Regions from separate parts of the Homo sapiens genome. Here regions 2 and 3 are each linked to region 1. A link is a contact called in ENCODE Hi-C data. All regions are on one chromosome and are shown on one strand. Each heading gives the region's core, a stretch centred on a gene start or an enhancer-like site at or near the end of the contact. The rest is flanking DNA. Distances are from core to core; before and after follow the strand shown. Region 1 has its middle 73 kb from the start of LINC02397. Region 2 has its middle 85 kb from the start of LINC02399. Region 3 has its middle 16 kb from the start of MIR492.

Region 1 (3,167 bases), core at 296-2,795:
CTGGCCAAGATGGTGAAACCCCATCTCTACTAAAAGTACAAAAATTAGCCAGGTGTCGTGGTGGGTGCCTGTAATCCCAGCTACTCAGGAGGCTGAGGCGGAGAATTGCCTGAACCTGAGAGAGAGAGGTTGCAGTGAGCCGAGATCATACCACTGCACTCCATCCTGGGCGACAGAGCAAGACTCCATCTCAAAACAAACAAAAAAAAATTCCTATTCCCTCTACCCTGTATTCACTGTTCACTGTACTCTACCCTACAGTGAACAAAAGGTACCTAAGCCAGGACATGCCCCTGAATCTTTTATCCTGATAATCATATTTTCCTAGGCACAAGGCCTGAGAGTTAACAAACCTGATTTTTTGATAGTATTTGTCCTGGAAAATAAAACAAAATGTCTTTCTTTAAGGGATAGTCTTCCTTTTGTCAAAGTGTCAAGGGGGAAAAAAGGGGAAATTTTAAAAGCAGCCTATTTCATTGTCACCACTTCATAAACACTGCACTAAAGGGCAAGAGCCACGCTTTATTCCTCTTGCAAAATCCCAAAGCACCCAGTACAAGGACCTGCACTTAGTAGGCGGACAATTGACATTTGTTAATCAATGTATGAATGATGAGCCAAGTCTCATAGCTTCCATGGAGAATCTTAAATGTCACTCCTTTTGAAATGCGACCATGCTTCTCAACCTACTAAAAATTTCTTAATGAACCACCCACAGACACAGTCTTGTGTGAATATCTCCTGTGTTCCCCAAATCCTTTGTGACCTATGGACACAATTGCTAAACGTGAGTCATGCTTCTATCACTCCCACACAATGGGTATTTTTAATGCTACAGCATTTCCTGAAGTCAAGCGCTCAGGAAATGGTTTTTGCAATAATGACCTCAGCCTCCCCATATTCCCCCCACCCCCCATCACAGAATCCAAGAATAACTGAACAGGTGTCCAAATACCCAGAATTACCCAAGAAACCTCACAACCTGTCTTCTGTTTTCTATCAAAGTCATGAGGTTAACCTCTTGTCCTTTGGAGTTCGAAGGAATGTGTCCAAGAACTGAACACAACCATATCTGTCCTTTATTTATATTGAGACACAGTTTATTTCCAAGACTGTCAATGGTCTCCAGACCCCAGAACTAAATCTGTATACCATCATGGCTAAAAGTATGAGTTCTGGAATTCAAAAGCCTTAGAGACTGAATTCTGACTCTGCCACTAAGTATGTGGCTTCAGCCAAGTCATTTAGCCTTTCAGAGCCTCAATATTCTCACCTGTAAAGTGGAAATAATGGAAGAAACTATTTCTTGGAATGTGTGAAAATCACTCACGTAAACTGCTGATCTCCAGGCCTGATACACAGCAAAATGCCTAGTACTTGCTAATTGTTATTGCGTCAAGTTTCCCCAGATTGAACCTTAGGTCTGGTCAGTTTCTCCTGGACAGCAGTCATTTTGACAGCTTAGGATCTTTAGGTGCCCACATACCTTCAGAACCTCAACCCATTCTTGGGAGCACTGTCTGACCACCCTCTGAGGACCAGAAGCAGGAAGAGAGATCAGATGGTGAGAGGATAAGGACTGTTGATACCCAAGGGAGGTTGTAAAACCACTTGGGCACACCCAAGTTCAAAACAAAGAAGCCATCACACGAGGGTGAGAGAAGAGGTATTTACTCAGTGAGGCCCCTTCCAACCCTCATGGTAAAAGTCTACACTTGTTTAGAAAAGAGTATGTCTGTTTTATGATTTTATTTTTTAAAAAGGGAAACTCAACAACAAAAATGATGATGAAAATGACAATCTGACTATGGAAAACAGGCTCCTGCTATTCTCATCAGACCATCTGACAAACTACCCAAGGGAGTTTCCGAGGCCTCCCAAACAGTAACAGCAGAGCAGCCACTCAAGAGGATGCCCCGGGGAGCCGCCAAACTGCAATTGCCCTGGAAATCAGATTCGAACAGCTCAGACATGAGGGCAAAGGGCGGGATGCATGCATCCCTAAGCACCAGCCCTTCAGCCCAGCAGAGGGGCACAGACAAAGCTGCCCCGGAAGAATTGTTTGGGAGGTGCAGATACAAAGAATAAGATCCTGCTGGCAGCGCTGGGAAACACAGCAGCAGTCGGCACACGCTGGCCCTGGCAGTCAGCAACCGCCTGGCTCAGGCTGAGCAAAACCTTTCTGTGAATATGGCGTGAAAGCAGATCTCTCAGAGGCTCATGCTCCCTGAAGGTGAAAGATCAACAACAAAAAAGGCATTAACCCCTCTCCTAAATGATATTTCATGGCCATCAAAATCCCATCAAAGGAGCAGCTCATGTTCATAAGCCTGGGGGAGATGCTCCCAGCAATTTAGACACATTGGCAGCCCCAGGGAGGAGGACATAGCCTATGGGGACTCTCTATGTGTGAAGGGCAGCAGTTTGCATAACAAATGTTCCATGCACAATCTTGGAACATTGGCATAATTCTTTCTGGACCCAATAATGATAATTACTCTCTGTCCTAATTAAGGAGAAAATAAAGAAGCTAATACTTTTATAAATCAACAAGTAGGATTAGTATGATGTACAAAGCGCCCTTGAGTTTGCTTCAGGAGACTTCCTCCTCTGTGTGACCACAAGTATATCACATCGGCCACCTGGGCTTTTGTTTCCTTATCCATAAATCCTTTCTTTAAGGGGACATCTTATGGGTTCCTTTGAATGCTCCTATCCTAATTTATTCTTCTTTTCCTTTAAAAATGTTTGGTAAAGGCTTAGCATGCATGCAGTAAAATACACAGCATGATGTGTAGTATTCTTACTTAGAATTTTATGCCTTTCAAAGGGCGAAAGATGGTGATCAGGTGATATTGATTCTCTCCTTGTATAGCTTCAAAGATCGTGTTATAGATGAGAAACTAGATATTCAAAGGCACAGAGAACATGTCATCCGTATCACTCAGATTAGAACTTCCAAGTGCTCACTCATGATATGTAGTCTGGTGAGCCAGGCCTCAGAGTGTCCTACTGTGGGCTCATGGAGCAGTTCTTCAGGATGTGGACAACATTGCTTGGACCAGGGACAGGAGAGAAAAAAAAGTGATAGGCTGAGAAGAAATTTTTATGTGACATGCAAATACTTAGAAAAGATGAATGCTAGTACATCGGGAAATTTATAATTT
Region 2 (3,167 bases), core at 224-2,723, 2.7 Mb before region 1:
GTATTATTCAAGGATCAACTTTAAATCAATTATACCTCCATAAAGCTGCTAAAGAGAAAAAGAGAAAGAAAATCTTTGAATTGGCTTCTTATTCACAAGTGTGGAGTCAGAATAATGATACCCCAAAGATATGCATGTCCTAATCTCTGGAGACATGAGTATGTGCAACTGTGTAGGACTGTGAACATGTCACCTTACATGGCAAAGGAACTTTGCAGATGTACAGTGATTAAAGGAGTATACTTGAAGATCAGGAGAGTATCTTGGATTAATGGTGTGGGACCAATGTAATCACATGATCTCTTAAAAGGAAAGAGCATTTCTCAGTTGGGTCAGAGAGATGAGACGGAAGAAGAAGGTGGAGAGATTTGAGGGAATCAACCTGACATTGCTGGATTTGAAGATGGAGCAAGAAGTCTACTTGCCAAGCAAAGTGGTAGCAGCCTCTAGAAGCTGGGAATGAGCCTCAGTTTACAGGAAGCAAGAAGACAGGGACTTCAGGCCTACCTCTACAAAGAAGTAAGCTGCAAATAACCCAAATGAGCAGGAAATGAATTCTCCCCTAGAATCTTCAGGAAGAAATGCAGCCTACAGCCTCTTGATGAGACCCATGCTAGATTGCTGACCTAGTGAACTATAGGATACTCAATTTGTGTTATTTTATGCTACAAAGTTTGTAGCAATCTGTTCCAGCAGTAAAAGAAAATGAATACAAAAAGTTTTCATGGGCAGAAAGTTGGAATTATTGACTCAAGTAGCTGTTTGAATGACCTGTGCTCCCAGTTATAAATCACAAATAATCGAGTTGATTGTATTTTGCCATTGTTTACTGCATGTTCCTTTCTCAACAACTTTAGGTTTACTCACTTTTTAAAATGCAGCTCTAGCCACACAGTTGTTCTGCCATAGGCTGGTTGGGGTGTAGGGGGTGGGTAGTTCTTATGTCCTAGTCTGAGGCATACACAAGTTACGTTTTCTGCAAATATAGAAATATTTTCTCATTAAACACTGGTCACATCAAACATCACATTGCAATTTTTTGGGGTGTGTGTGTGTGTGTGTGTGTGTGTGTACAGATTTTGAAAGCCAACAAATTTCAAGATAAAACATTGTACACTTTTCCAGACACCTAAAAACTTCTCAGGTTTAATAGTCTGTAACAGGCTGTTTGAATTTAAATACTGGCTCCACTCTATACCTCGCTGGTTGCTTAACACTCTGTGCCTTAGTTTTCTTATCTGTAAAATGGGATGACAGGGCTACACTGAACATAAGGATTAAATGAATTTGTCTCTGTAAAGCACTTTTAACAATGGCTGGTACATTGTAAGCACCAGTGAGTGTCGGGTTGTTAATTGTTATTATTACAATGATGTCTTTGCTGCCAGTTAGGACAATTTCCAACTCAACAGTGGATTCACCTAACTTCATGTGCCCTAGCAGAGGAAACCTCAATTTGCTTGTGTGTCTGTCCCGCCAAGAAAATGCAGGTCACTTCCTCTGGCTTTCTTGCCTTAAGAGTTCCTGTTTCTGCCGAAGCAGAAGCAGGAAGAGAAAGTGACACAGTGATGTTTGCTGAGCAGAGCAGGATTCTGTCCAGTGACTTCTTTTTCCCCAATTAGGAGGCTGTGTTGGCAAGACATGGATTGTTCTTTACGCTTTCCCTATCTTTTCAGCTTTTTCCAAGAGGCCTTGGTCTCTATCCTGAGGCTTTCCTCATCAGCACATGACGGTGAGCTGAAAGATTCCTAAAGTTCTGTTGTCTCTCAAAACAAAACAGAACATTCCAACCAAATTTAAACAGATCCATTTACAATTTTATTACATATCAGCTTTCCTGTGTGGCATTTATTTGAGGAAAGGCTCTCTCAGATATGAGGGAGTTGGTTTTAGAAAATTAAATCAGACAGACTAAAATGACGATCTGATTCATGAGAGGAAAGAAGATACACTATGTGATAGAAGAGTTATTTTTGGAGAACTTATTTTCGTGACTCTGAATGCCCAGAGGAGAAAACATATGGATGGTATTGCTAATTTAGTACCATGTCTGCTTCAGGCTCTATGTGCAGTTTTCTACAGACTGGGCAGCCGACTCTTTGGTCTCCATTTTTGAATGGAGTGCTGCAAGAGATGCTGTCTGACATACGAAACAGTCAACTGAAAATAAAGTAGCAGAGTTAACGTAGGCAGTTTTCTTCACTGTGGTTACAAGATGGCAGGGCCTTCCAAATTTGCACACTGTACATTGAAGTGGAAGTGGATGCTAGCTCTAAAAGCTCTGTGTGGGCGGCGTTGAGAGTGGGTATTTTGATTTGAAAATTTTGTTAGTTGCCATAGTAATTGTCACAATTATGTGGTTTGTTCGATCTTTGTGATACTGAACACCTATTAGCAGCACCCAGAAAGCGGTGTGTTTTAGTTTTTTTTCTTGTGCATACTTACAGAGAGAAAAACAATAATGTGTGGTCAGATTTTAAGATGAAGTAAAAACAATAAAAAAGTATCACATATCTTTATGTAAAGTGTGTTTATTTTCTTAATTATTTTTTAGTCAGATTTCTCTTCAGCAGAAAAGTCATCAGGAAGTGATTTTGTTTTTCTTTTTCCAAAACAAGGAGACCCAGAAACCAAGGTTACAAAGCTTTGTAAAAAGAAGAACAGGAAGCTCTCCTTTTGTTATTAATGTGTTGTGTCAGCAATGATGCTACTTAAGTTCAGGCTGAAATTTAAGCTGAATCAAAAGAGAGTGTGTGTTTCCACTCCCTTTGCATTTGTGGTGCTCACCATGGCCACTGATTATTTAGTCCTTGATTGCTTTCCTGGGGCTGTTTTGCAGGTGACTTTTGAAACATGGAGAGGCATTATTTGGCTAAACAAACTATTTGTGTTGCAATTGTTATAGAAACTTGAATGCCTATAGCTAAATCTTCACAGCCTTCTTTATTTTTGCCTCAGAAGTATTTTTTTATCTATCTGAATATTATTTTCTAAATTAATTAAATGTAGAGATATAATGATAAAAAATAAGAGTATCTTCTTTGGGTTATTTCTGATTTTTATCAGAAGGAGATAAGGCCGGTTCTGATCTTTGACAGAGCTCTATGACATGGGAACTGAAGTGGCTCCATTGGTTGGCTGACTCATGAGAGAAGGAGAATGTGGGA
Region 3 (3,167 bases), core at 288-2,787, 2.3 Mb after region 1:
AAAGTAATCCAAAATTAATTATATATTACATGCTACCTAGGATTTTATGAAACTGAGCTCAATCTCAAAATTAAAGAACTGTACTATAGGCTGGGAGCAGTGGCTCACGCCTATAACCCCAGCACTTTGGGAGGCCAAGGCAGGCAAATCACTTGAGGCCAGGAGTTCAAGACCAGCCTGGCCAACATAGTGAAAACCCATCTCTGCTAAAAATACAAAGATTAGCCGGGTGTGGTGGCTGGGGCCTGGAACCCCACCTACTTAGGAGGCTGAGGCACAAGAATTGCTTGAACCTGGGAGGCGGGCCATGAGCCTAGATCGCACCACTGCACTCCAGCTTGGATCACAGAGCGAGACTGTCTCAAAAAAAAAAAAAAAAAAAAAAAAAAAAGAAAGAACTTACTGTAAAATCTGCTTTGCTTTGTTACTCACTCTTATGAATACAGAGCCAATCACTGGTTCTAGCCTCACTATTATGCTATATTAAGGGAGGAGACCACCCCTCATATTGTCTTACACCCAATTTCTGCCTCCAAATAAAGAAGTAAAAACTAAAAGGCAGAAATGAAATCCACAGGCAGACAGCCCAGCGCTGAGCCCTGGGCCTGGTAGTTAAAGATCGACCCCTAACCTAAGCGGTTATGTCATCTATAGATTCCAGACATTATATGGAAAAGCATTGTGAAAATCCCTGTCCTGTTCCGTTCTGATTACCAGTGCATGCAGCCCCCAGTCACGTACTCCCAGCTTGCTCAATCGATCACGATCCTCTCACGCGGACCCCCTTAGAGTTGTAAGCCCTTAAAAGGGACAGGAATTGCTCACTTGGGGAGCTCAGTTGTTGGAGACGTGAGTCTTGCCGACGCTCCCAGCCGAATAAAGCCCTTCCTTAACTCGGTGTCTGAGGGGTTTTGTCTGCAGCTCGTCCTGCTACAATATTACTGTATATATGTAAAATATGCTATATTACTATATTTTCTCATTTATAAAGTGGGAGTAAAAATAACAGCTACCTCATTGCATTTTTGTGAGGATTAAATTAGTTAACACATGTATAATAGTTATGGGACATAGTGACCACTTAAGAAATGTTAGCTAGTATTATTGTTGTTGTTACCAGGCACTGTTCTGGCTAACATTCTATTAGACCAAGTTAAATATTAGTTCATTTAGTTAATCTGCCCAGAAAAGTATTAATAGAAGCAAGTTGCCCATATAACCTGTCCCCTTGACAACAAAATTTGCCTTCTGAAAGCCATTAATGGATTCTCAAGGTACAAGAATTGCCTATGAATTGTTTACTTTTTAGAATATGATTTCCCCTTGAGGCAGAATATATATTTAACAGGTCCTAAATGTATACCAGAAAGAACTGAATCGCCAGCTTCACTAACAGGTTTCTCTAAAAAGAAAATCAGACAGCAATTTTACCTTCTGTTCAGGCCAGATGATGTTCCTAATCCTGCAAGGTCTGGGGTACTTTCATCTGATAAGAGCCCATGAGCTTCTGAGAGCTTCAAATGACTACTACTTAGGTTAAAAATAAGCACCGAGAAACAAAAACTGAGAAACAAAAGCAGAAGTATTTCTAAAATTGCTCTCTTCGCACTGTCTCGCTGCGGGTACTTTCCTGTCTCTCAGATCACTGACCTTCAGTCCAGCAATTTCCAGTGTCCTGCAGGCTGCTGATCCCAAGATGCTCAGCCACACAAAGGTGTTGCGGCCAAGTAAGGTTGGGGAACCCATACTATACTCCCTTTTGCCACAATACCTTTTTAACCAGACTCCTTTTGTGATAGTAGGTAGCTAGTTAGACCTGAGCAGGGCAGAAGAGGGCTCCCCTGCCCCACTCCAGGAGTGTCAGGCAACCACTGAGGTCAGGCAGTTGTTAACTGTCTCTCTAAAATAATAATTGGGCCGGGCACGGTGGCTCACACCTGTAATCCCAGCACTTTGGGAGGCTGAGGCAGGCGGATCTCTTGAGGTCTGGAGTTTGAGACCAGCTTGGCCAACACAGTGAAACCCCATCTCTAATAAAAATACAAAAATTGGCAGGGCATGGTTGCGGGCACCTGTAATCCCAGCTTCCCCGGGAGCCTGAGGCAGGAGAATCGCTTGAACCTGGGAGGCGGAGGTTGCAGTGAGCCGAGATCGCACCACTGCACTCCAGCCTAGGCTACAGAGCGAGAATCTAAATAAAAGAATAAAATAAAATAAAATAATAATTGGTCACAGCCAGCACCAGAGAAAGGCAGTCTCCCAATAGATAGAAACACCTGAAGCTGGGAATCAGCAGTTTCCTGATAAGATCTCAGGAGTTGGGCCAGTGGGCTCAAGCAAAAAAGAGGCAAAATGGCAAAGTTTAACTGGTATATGACCTTCTAGGAACATTCAACTGGTAAGAGAAGAATGCCTCGAGTGAGCATGCGTACAACTCCAGTAAACATACCGTGCATGCATCACTCCTAAGTGCTGGCAGCCACTGCGGATGCGGAGAGCCCACCCAAGGGAAGAATCAGGAGACAAGGGACACAAGCTCCTGGAAATATGACAACATATAAAATCCCAAGTCAATGGGGAATCCATGCACTTGATCTCTCCAGTCACCCCCTTGGCCCTCTTCCAAGTTCACTTCCTTTCATTCCTGCTGTAAAGCTTTTGAATAAACTTTCATTCCTCTAAAACTTGCCTTGGTCTCTGTGTCAAATATTTTCTTCTGAAGAGGGAAGAATTGAGGTTGCTGCAGACCTGTATGGACTCACCACTGCTAACACCTTTTTCAAGGAATATCTACTAGAATCTAGGTGTTGGAAATGCTGAAATAGTCTAAACTAACCAATTATTTCCACCTTAAAATGACTGTAGGCTCATTCACCTGGCCTGGCAAAGTCAGCACTTACTTAAAAGCAGATGGGAGAGAATGTTGACCCTATACATACCCACAGTCCCTGATCAACATACATTTTCATGAAGAGGTATATCTTGGATCAAGTCAAAAAGAAACTATCCCCGGATCCATCTGAGGTGTGTCCCATACTCAGGGAACACACCAAAAAATTCAGGAATGGCTCACAGGGAAGCATGATTTCAGAAGATCGGGAGCATAAGAAAAAGGAAGATGATGACACTATAAGAGAAATCCTATCAACAAAAGGAATATAATTCTC

The links. A loop is a pair of places that touch in the nucleus more often than their neighbours do. Pooled maps may share reads with other maps.
Region 2: a map with no recorded cell type shows a loop between it and region 1 (6-fold over the local background). The contact joins two enhancer-like sites. A Hi-C loop is called at or near these places in 1 of 37 single-sample maps with no recorded cell type and 2 of 50 pooled maps.
Region 3: a loop to region 1 is called in a pooled map, with 6 times the contacts of the local background. The contact joins two enhancer-like sites. A Hi-C loop is called at or near these places in 3 of 50 pooled maps.

The regions. Positions count from the first base shown.
Region 1 is chr12:92,538,591-92,541,757 of GRCh38, forward strand. No RefSeq gene overlaps it. Among named protein-coding and RNA genes, the nearest start is that of LINC02397, 73 kb to the left of the region's middle. RefSeq lists an enhancer at 509-558. Within about 2 kb of position 1,546, at least 19 of the 41 ENCODE cell types and tissues checked have a DNase peak (open chromatin) inside an H3K27ac peak, as active enhancers do.
Region 2 is chr12:89,861,463-89,864,629 of GRCh38, forward strand. No RefSeq gene overlaps it. Among named protein-coding and RNA genes, the nearest start is that of LINC02399, 85 kb to the right of the region's middle. Within about 2 kb of position 1,474, at least 17 of the 41 ENCODE cell types and tissues checked have a DNase peak (open chromatin) inside an H3K27ac peak, as active enhancers do.
Region 3 is chr12:94,816,659-94,819,825 of GRCh38, forward strand. No RefSeq gene overlaps it. Among named protein-coding and RNA genes, the nearest start is that of MIR492, 16 kb to the right of the region's middle. RefSeq lists an enhancer at 1,383-1,902. Within about 2 kb of position 1,538, at least 3 of the 41 ENCODE cell types and tissues checked have a DNase peak (open chromatin) inside an H3K27ac peak, as active enhancers do.